Regions from separate parts of the Homo sapiens genome. Here region 1 is linked to region 2. A link is an interaction called in ENCODE POLR2A ChIA-PET data of the cell type or tissue named here. Cell type or tissue: MCF 10A. All regions are shown on one strand. Region 1 overlaps DNAH3 (dynein axonemal heavy chain 3). Region 2 overlaps LYRM1 (LYR motif containing 1).

Region 1 (5,000 bases), 240 kb before region 2:
CTGAGTAGCTGGGACTACAGGCCACACCTGGCTATTTTTTTTTGTATTTTTAGTAGAGATGGGGTTTCACTATGTTGGCCAGGCTGGTCTCAAACTCCTGACCTCAGGTGATCCACCTGCCTCAACCTCCGAAAGTGCTGGGATTACAGGCATGAGCCACTGTGCCTGGCCTGGAGTGAAATTTTTACTCCTGGATTCTGATCCTGGCTCCCCTTTTGCTGAAGCTAACTTTGGAGACTTTGCAAAGCCTCACTCTCCTCCTTATCTATGGAGGAAATGATTGCAAACGGCTAACATTTATAGACCATTTACATATACCAGGCACTGTTCTATGTACTTGTGTTATTGTTTGCATGATAAGTTATTCCAAAATTCTGTGGCTTAAAAGAACCAGTATTTGTTATCTTACAATTTCAGTGGGGCAGGAACGTGGGCATGGCTGAATTTGTAGTGCTGGCTCAGGGCCCCTCACTAGCGTACAATCAAGGCATACACCAAGGCCACCATCATCTAAAGGCAACTAGGGAAGGATCCTCTTCCAGGCTCACTCATGTCATCAGGTCCTTGCTGGCTGTTGGCCATAGACACCAGTTTCTTGCCACACGGGTCTCTCCCTTAGAACAACTCACAACATGGCTTCTGGCTTCCCTTAGAGCGAGGGAGGGGGAGAGAAAGAGAGAGAGCCAGCAAGAGAGAACCCATAGGCTTTTTTGGAACTTAATCTTGGAAGTGACATCTTGTCACTTTTGCCACATTCTATTTGTTAGGAGTCACTAGTTCTAGCCCATACTCAAGGGGAGAGGATTACACCACAAAGGGGTGTTACCAGGAGATGGGGATCATTGGGGGCTGTCTTGGAAGCTGCTTACCACAGCACCTTGTATGTATTAATTTAATTCCCACCAAGCATAGGTATATTGGCATAAGGATATCCTTTAGTAATTTTTGTTGGATGTATGTTGGCACTCTTGATCTGCTCTCTGTCTCAAACTCATTTTTATATTTTTCATTGTTTTCTCTGTGCTACGTCTGGGTGAGTTTCTTAATTACATCTTCCAATTTACTAATTTTCTCTTCAACTCTGTTCAGTCTTGAGTTTTTCATGTCTAATGAGTGTTTTTTGTTTAAATGACTATCTTTCCATTTCAAATTTTCTGATTACTTATGGTTTTCTACCTCCCTTTTCCAACTCCTGATTCCATTCTTATTGTCATAGCCCTTTCAATATCACTTGGAGGATTTCTTTTTCCCAAGTGGTTCTTACCAGTGTTATTTGTGTATTACATACACACCCACAGTCTCTAGGATGCTGCTTTTGCATGTTCCTGCTTTAAGGACATGTAGCAAATAATTAATGCCCAAATGTTCAAGATCATGATACACAGAACCTTAAGTTTGCTGCTCTAATTGGTAATTTCATGGTCATCATCTTAGTTCCTTTTGGGCTGCTATAACAAAGAATCATAAACTGAGTGGCTTATAAACTACAGAAATTCATATCTTGTGGTTCTGGAGTCTGTAAAGTCCGAGATCAAGGTACCAACAGATTCAGTCTATGATGAAGGTCCTCTTCCTGATTCATAGACATCTGTCTTCTCTATCTTCTTGCTGCATGCTCACATGGGAGAAGGGGTGAGAAATCTTTTTGCTGTTTTTTTTATAAAGGCACAATCTCATTCATAAGATGGAGCCCTCATGACCTAGTCACCTCCCAAGAGTCCCACCTCCAAATACCATCATGCTGGGGATTAAGGTTCAACATACTAATTTTGACAAGACATTAGCTTTCAGTCTGTAGCAGTCTTTAATAATTTTCTTAGTCCAAAATTATTAATATCTGTGAAGAACTAGTGCTATTGCTTCCCAGGTTTCATTGTCCCCAAAATTCTCAGGCAAGCCAGAGTCTTTGAATATAAAGTACTAAGATGCTTTCTTCAGAGCGGCACTGGTGTCTGTTATTCATGTCCTTGCTTGAGATGATTTCTGCTTATTATTCATTAAAATACATTTGTACTTGGAGGATCTTAAAAATTTATTTTGGAGCAATATTGTTATTGCTGTATTATTTCCATTTTGTGAATCTGTACCTTGATTGTTGTGTTTATTGAGAGGGTTGCTTGCCCCCAGGAGTTGGAGACCAGCCTGGGTAACATGACAAAACCCCGTCTCTACAAAAGATAGGAAAATTAGCCAGGTGTGGTGGCATGCGCCTGTACTCCTAGCTACTCAGGAGACTGAGGTGGGAGGATCACCTGAGCCTGGGTGGTTGAGGTTGCAGTGAGCTGAAATCATGCCACTGCACTCCAGCACAGGCAGCAGAGTGAGACCCTGTCTCAAAAAAAAAAAAAAAAAGGATTTTTGTATTGTTGTTATATGTGGACTATTTTGAGAAGTTCAAAGATAGACACTTTAGGAAGTAATATCTAATTAAAGTTGAATAATATAGTTTTTATATCACTTATTGAATTAATTGTAGCTACCTTCTATTTATTGCAAATGATATTGGTTTTTCTACTTGCAATAAATATGTACTTATTTTTTATTTGTGATAATCATAAAATTTCTTTTAAAAATAAATGTACTAAGTTTATTTTATTTATGTATGTATGTATGCATGTATGTATGTATGTATATTTTTTGAGACGGAGTTTCGCTCTCATTGCCCAGGCTGGAGTGCAATGGTGCTATCTTGGCTCACTGCAACCTCCGTCCCCAGGGTTCAAGCGATTCTTCTGCCTCAGCCTCCTGAGTAGCTGGGATTACAGGCGTGTGCCACCATGCCTGGCTAATTTTTGTATTTTTAGTAGAGATGGGGGATTTCACCATGTTGGTCAGGCTGGTCTCCAACTCCTGACCTCGTGATCTGCCTGTCTCGGCCTCCCAAAGTGCTGGGATTACAGGCATGAGCCACCGTGTCCGGCCTATTTTATTTTTTATTTTATTTATTTATTTTTGAGACGGAGTCTCACTCTGTCGCCCAGTATGGAGTGCAGTGGCACGATCTCGGCTCACTGCAACCTCCACCTCCTGGGTTCAAGCAATTCTCCCTGCCTCAGCCTCCCAAGTAGCTGGGTCTACAGGCGCTCGCCGCAATGCCCGGCTAATTTTTGTATTTTTCAGTAGAGATGGGGTTTCGCCATGTTGGCCAGGCTGGTCGTGAACTCCTGACCTCAGGTGATCTGCCTGCCTTAGCCTCCCAAAGTACTGGGATTACAGGCATGAGCCACCGTGCCTGGCCAAATGTACTAAGTTTAAATGCCCAGGTCTACTTAAAGAGAAATATTAAACAGTAATATAACAGGTGTTTAGAAAATAGAGCATACAATATTGGAGAGTACATGAAACAAGCAGTTATTAATTCTTGCCAAATGTATGAACGAATGGAAGATACGCACATCCCCACTTTACAGTTGAGGAAGCTGAGGTCCGGAGTGATGAAGCCAGTTCTTCAGGGTCACACAGGTAATCAGTGATGCACATGAGACCTGAGCCCACATCTCCTGCCACGTCACACCGTACCATGTCCGCTCCCCTTAGTGTGCTCCTGGACTGTTCCGAGAGTCATGCCCCTGTGGACGGAGAATGGCCCAAGGCCATTGCCCATCACTGATGTCTTTCTTCTCCATTCTTCCAGGAAATAGAAGCTCATCAGAGCCCATGAGGAAAAAAACGAAGTTTTCCTCCAGAAACAAAGAGGATTCCACTAGGTAAGATATCACTGTGGGCACCAGAGAAGGCAGGACGGTGGGCTGAACAGAAGGATGTGGTCTCACTAAAGCCACACTCTGCTTCTTGGCTTCAAAGCATTCCCAGATAATCATATTCTTATCCACGAATCACTTTAATCAAAAAAAAAATTTTTTTTTTTGAGATGGAGTCTTGCTCTGTTGCCCGGGCTGGAGTGCAGTGGCATGATCTCAGCTTGCTGCAACATCTGCCTCCCGGGTTCAAGCGACTCTCCTTCCTTAGCCTCCTGAGTAGCTGGGATTTCAGGTGCATGCCACCAGGCCTGGCTGATTTTTGTATTTTTAGTAGAGACGTGGTTTCACCATGTTGGCCAGGCTTTTTGAGATTGTAGACAAAAATAAACCAACTGAACAAAACCATGCTAAAATACCTATGAGGTGTTCAGTCATTAGGGTCATCTTGGAAGTATACACACATGCCATTAGATGACACAGAGGAGAGAGGCTTCTATTTGCAGAACCACACTCATCAGGCTAGGGAAAGTAGGCAACACCACAGCACCTCTCTGGAGAACCAAACACCAAGGGCTGAGCTGTGTCTACTTTTCAGGATCAAGTTGGCCTTCAAGACGTCAATCTTCTCACCCATGAAGAAGGAGGTAAAGACATCTTTGACGTTCCCAGGAAGCAGACCAATGAGTCCAGAACAGCAGCTCGATGTCATGTTACAGCAGGAGATGGAAATGGAAAGTAAAGAAAAGAAGCCATCTGAATCGGACCTGGAGGTACGTTCCTGTTGCCCCCTTTCCCTCGGTTTGCTGAGGGTTACTCTCGGCATCTCAGTGATTCTAAATTCAGGGAGAACAGCAGAATCACCTGGGAAATGTTTGAAAAACACCAAAGTCTAGACCCAAGACAGGCTACTGAAGAGGGCGCATGTTTGTGTGCTTGTGCGAGTGAGAGAGAAGGAGAGAGAGTGTGTGTACATGTTCTCTGCCCTAGTAAGTGATGGAAATTGATACCTTGAGTCCTTTTAGAATATAAGTTGCAAAAATAGTGGCCCATAGGCTGGGGGTGCCAGATTTTGCAAGACAAAAAATGGGACACATAGTTAAATTCAAATTTTAGGTAATGAATAACTTTTTAGTATAAGTATATCCCAAAGCATCCCATATTTTATATGGGATCTCTATCATAGGCTGAATTTGGCCTGTAGATGTGTTTTAAGAATGAGGTGGCTGGGCATGGTGGCTCACACCTGTAATCCCAGCACTTTGGGAGGCCGAGGCAGGTGGATCACTTGAGGTCAGGAGT
Region 2 (5,000 bases):
TAGATATACAATACAAACTGTATATTAGAAAAGCCCATCAAACCCATAATTTTGAGTGATTTAGATTTTATGTGATATACAGCTTCCTTTAAAGAAATGAATTAGAAAACTTTTTAAGCTAGTTTAAAATATAGGTAAACAGCAAAAACTGTGATGTGGACTCTGAAGTTTGGGAGCTACTGCTCTAAGGTGCCTTGCCATGTCATACTTCTGTCTGTCTTGGCTGAGTCTTCCTCTGCCTACAATGTCTCCTTTCTGCTAGCCACCCCACACCATCAAACAGACACCTACTTGCTATTAAGCTTTTCCAAAGCAACCTTTTCCTTGCTTCTATCATGGCCAGCAGATAGTTCTGCATTTCTTTCACTCTGTTTTTTCTTCTCTGAGTCTGAATTCCTGAAGGGCAGGGATTGTATCTTGTTCATTACAGTAAGAAAAATATTAAAAGTTACATTTGCTTTGCATTTACTGTGTGCCAGATAATTTGCTAGGTACTCTATATATGCAGATACTACCATTATCCCCATTTTACAAAGGAGGAACCTGATGCAGAGACTAAGTAACTTGTCCAAGGTCACACAGCTAACAATAGGCAGGGCTAGGATTCAAACTCAGCTGGTCTGAAGTCAGAGCCCATGCTTTTAATCACGAAATACACTGTTCAATCTCAATAAATGTTGAATGTCTGTTGATTGCTTTAAAGAGCTTAGCTAGTTGTGACAAAGGGAACTAAATAATTCTAGTCCCTTTCTATACAAAGAGCAAAGGAAGCAATTTTTTTGCACATTGATGTGAATTCCAATAGCCTTCCCCATTTGCCACCTGCCCCTGCTCCTAACCTGCAACCGCCCTTTTTAATTATGTTACACACCAGCATGCTCTAAGCAGGCTGGGCACATGGCTGCACCGCTTTGCTCTTCCATTCCCCGTGGCAACCCTGTCCCCTCTGACTCCAATGGAGCCAACATAAAAGCCACCAGTGCAGGGGCTCACTACAGTGCTACTACCTGGTAGGCCTTACTCTTCCCTTCCAAGGATCCATCCATCCATCCACTCACTCAACATTTATTGAAGGTCCACCATGTGCCAGACACCTGCCGTTTCTGGGGATACAGTGATAAATAAGCAGCCATGGTCCCTACCCTCCTTGAGCTTATATTCTAGTGGCATAGGCAGATGATGTACAAGAACAAGAATTTCAGACAGTCATATGTGCTCTGAAGAGTAATAAGATACAAATGACCAGAGGTGGGGGTTATTTTCTGGGTGGTCAGTGACATTTGAGCTGAGTCCTGAATGGTGTGATGGAACCTAATAACGGACCCAGGTAAGGGGAAGCTGGTGCAAGTAGAGGGAACAACAGGAGCAAAGGATGTGACGTGGGAATCGACTTCAAAGATGAACATGAGGCAGGGCATGGTGGCTCATGCCTGTAATCCCAGCACTTTGGGAGGCTGAGGTGGGAGGATTGCTTGAACCCAAGAGTTTGAGACCAGCCTGGGCAACACGGGGAGATCCCATCTCCATTGAAAAATAAAAACATTAGCCAGGCATGGTGGCTCATGCCTATAAGCCCAACACTTTCAGAGGCTGAGGTGGGAGGATCCCTTGAGCCCAGGTGATAAAGGCTGCAGTGAGCTATGATCACGCCACTGCACTCAAGCCTGGGCAACAGAGTCAGACTCTATCTCAAAAAATGAAAATAAAAAAGATGAACATGAATGCAACAAGAGCCTTTGGGAAAGGGGCCACAGGTCCACAGAATCCAGCACAGGTTGGGGGTAGGCCTTGGAAAGGCACTTTGTTTCTGGTCTTAAGCGCAAAAGACACTGGTAGATTTTATGCAAGCTGGAGTAACACGGTCTGATTTATATCTTTTTAAATACACTGTATATCAAACTACTGTATATCATAACTACTTATAATTCCAACACTTGTACAGATGGTGAAACAAGATCTTGCCTAATGCCCCTAATTAGTTGACAGGAGTCAGGGTCAAGAGCCAAAAAAGCTGGATGATCATTTTCCTGACTGACCACAAGCTTTTCTATTTTGGAGTCAGTAATGGGGACTCATAATGGGCAGCGATCAGTCTAAAAAACAAAAACAAAAACCAAACACCAAACACCCACCCACTCTGCCACTCACTGTCCAAAGTGCAGTGAGAGGGTCTGGGGAGGTTCCAAGAACTTACTGTACAAGGCATACCCAGACACTTGGTGTTTCTACAGGAGGACTATGGAAAGATCTGCTGGTATGAGGGGCCTCATCCACTGTGCCCTTTTACCCCACCTCTGGAACAGTTCCTCTGCCTTTGGAAAGACCATTGCAGCATGAACACTTAGGAATTTAAGAGCAGAGATGAAAATTCCCTTTCCCCAGCTGAGATTTATAGAAGTATGACTCTGGTCTCAGGAATGTCCAAATTCCAAATGCTGGACTCTCATGAGGCTTTGCCTTCTAAAGAAAATGTGTTGCAGTACAAATAAGAAATGGGACAAAGGCAAGAGGAATTTACCCTGATTTTCAAGCCCCAGGAAGTTAAACACCCCTTTCCATTTATTTCAGGAAAGACCTACCCCTAGGTGGAATTTTTTCCCTCATCAGAACTCATGACCGTAGTATAGTCAAATTTCTCTCCCAAGTACTTTATGATTTTTTAGCAAGGAGGGGGAATCATAAACTCCACCCAAATGAGATCATGGTCTTCTGTATGTGCAATGTCCCTCTTTTTGCCATAGGAAGCCTCTCTACTTCATACAACTGAAATACCCTTTCTTTGCCTATTTGCTGCTTCCACCTTTTGACTTCCATCACTTCTGGACGGGTGCCCTTTTCACACTGGGGCTGGGTCAGTGTCCCGGCTATGTGCACTCCTGGCACCTCTGGCATACCCCTGTCATAATGTTCATCCTACTCTATCATAATTTTGCATGACTTACCTTTCTTTTTCCACCATGTGTGTGTTGCAGGGAGTAGGAGGTGGGGAGAGCAGGGGGAGATTTGGGACTGTCTTGTACATTACATGCCTAGGCTGGCACATAGTTGGAACATGACAAATATGTATTAGAAGAATAAATTTACACACACAGAATGGTCATTGATAACGTATGTTCTCATCCTGAGATACACACGATGGTATCTGGACAAGCTTCCCAACTGATGATCCCAGAGCATTGAAGGGTTAAATACTAATTAACCCTTACTAGGATGCTTTCAAGAGCAGTGTGTGTCAGGATAAAGAACTGGAGACTCAGTGTTACTTGGGGAGGAATCCTCATCAGTTTCATCCAGAACAGCGTAAGAGACACAGCTATGATGTAACCCTCACTCTTAAGTTTTCTTAAGGCTGGTTAGGGTTTGTCCACTGGACTGAAATACCTTATAATATTTCCATGAAGTTTAGAACCAAACATAGAAGAATGGGGTTCTGATACTTTTTTCCTGAAAAAATCCTTTTGGGGAATAAGGTCCACTATACTCAATGATCATGGGTTAAAATCAATCTAGAAAACTGTGACTTAAAACTATCATTTGGAAAACCTCTACAGAATTGAAATGCTCTTGCTAATGTCAGAGCAACCAGATGTTCTTGCCCTGTATAGCAGAGTAGGGAATGTCTGTCCCATTTGTAAGGAATAGCAGATATAATACAAAATAAATGAACATTTATTTTGGGCTCTGGGCGGACAAGGCTGGGTTTGAATCTTGACTTTACCCCATTGGGCAAATTATTAACTGCCTGAGACTTGGTTTCTTAGAATGTACAATGGGGTAATAGCAGAACCCCTTTCAGAGTCGTAAGGATTATTCATGAAATAATCCATGTAACATCACTTAGCACTGAGAGTTAACAAAGGCAAATGTTACCTGAATAGGAGGAAACAGAGGAAGAACAACGAGGTCTCTTTTATCTATGCTAAGCTTTGTCTGAATAGGAGAGAAATGTGTGGCCTGTTGGTGAATTTATTGCTTTGTGGTAGTAATGGATTTTCCTAAAGCTGTTTCCCTCTGATCATTAATAATCCCTGTACAGCAAAGGACTATTGTTCTTTGGTATGAGTAAATAACCCTGTTGGAAGCACCGCTTATCTTCAGACCACAGCGCATACTTCTTACTGGAAATATAATGCAGGTGCCAACACCAAAGGCATGACCAGGCTTCCCTTCCTATTTTTCTTCCTTTATCTCTTACTCCTTGTTTATCCCTCAGGGCACTTTTCTCTTAGATCTGTTATACTCCCTCCTTTTTGGTGTACACCCATATTCTTACCCCAATCCAATAACCTTTAAGTGAAATTGTTCTCCATACATTTCTGGTCCCATATCCTCCTATCAATTAAACACACACACACACACACACACACACACACACACAACCACAGACTTATTTCCTGTTTCAGATTCAGTTTTTGGTTACTAGAATCCAAAAAGGGAAGTGTAATGCCTCACATGCCACACACTGTTTTGCAAATTTCAGGATATGCTTGTGTGGTATACTTAATCATACCGCAGCTATTTTATGAAACAGCATCTTTTTACACAGAAAATGATAAGAATATGGTCTGTCAGCAATAGGGGGCAGGGAGGAGAGGGTGGATGGCATTTTTATTTTACCTAAGGGAAAATAATTTAGTTTAGGCCCTGTAATATGGGAAGTTTTTAGAACACGGGGCCAAAACAAAAAATGTCTGAAAGACTTCTAAAATGTCTATCCCAAACAAGATCACAGGAGGCAAGCACACCCATTCTAAATATATCATACCAGCACCGGAGCGCACACAAGATTATATTTGTACAGGGGAACTCCAATCAGGCTACTGTAACCAAGATAACAACCAATAGATATACAGCTATTTTTCCCATCAGGGATAGAAGTTCTAAATGAAAAGTTATGGGCCCCTCAATTCAAAAGAAATGGAAGTATGTTTCCTTATTAGCATATTTTAACAGGCAAAGAAAAGGTACGGGTCAGTCAGAGGTGGTGAAAAAGCAGTCAC

The links. ChIA-PET counts read pairs that join two places held together with the same protein. Peaks named below come from ENCODE experiments on the same cell type or tissue, not always from the same donor. Only the 100,000 strongest peaks of a DNase experiment are listed, where the experiment ranks them.
Region 1: POLR2A ChIA-PET joins it to region 2 with 5 read pairs; 7 of 35 experiments call an interaction of 5 or more read pairs at or near these places.

The regions. Positions count from the first base shown.
Region 1 is chr16:21,140,007-21,145,006 of GRCh38, reverse strand. DNAH3 (dynein axonemal heavy chain 3) reads left to right here. Exons shown (of 62, transcript NM_001347886.2): 5 at 3,635-3,707; 6 at 4,297-4,471. Among named protein-coding and RNA genes, the nearest start is that of DNAH3, 8.3 kb to the left of the region's middle. In MCF 10A, no CTCF peak of the experiment used is centred here; no DNase peak of the experiment used is centred here.
Region 2 is chr16:20,904,070-20,909,069 of GRCh38, reverse strand. The region is part of intron 1 of LYRM1 (LYR motif containing 1); the gene reads right to left. Among named protein-coding and RNA genes, the nearest start is that of LYRM1, 5.8 kb to the right of the region's middle. In MCF 10A, no CTCF peak of the experiment used is centred here; a DNase peak (open chromatin) is centred at 2,419.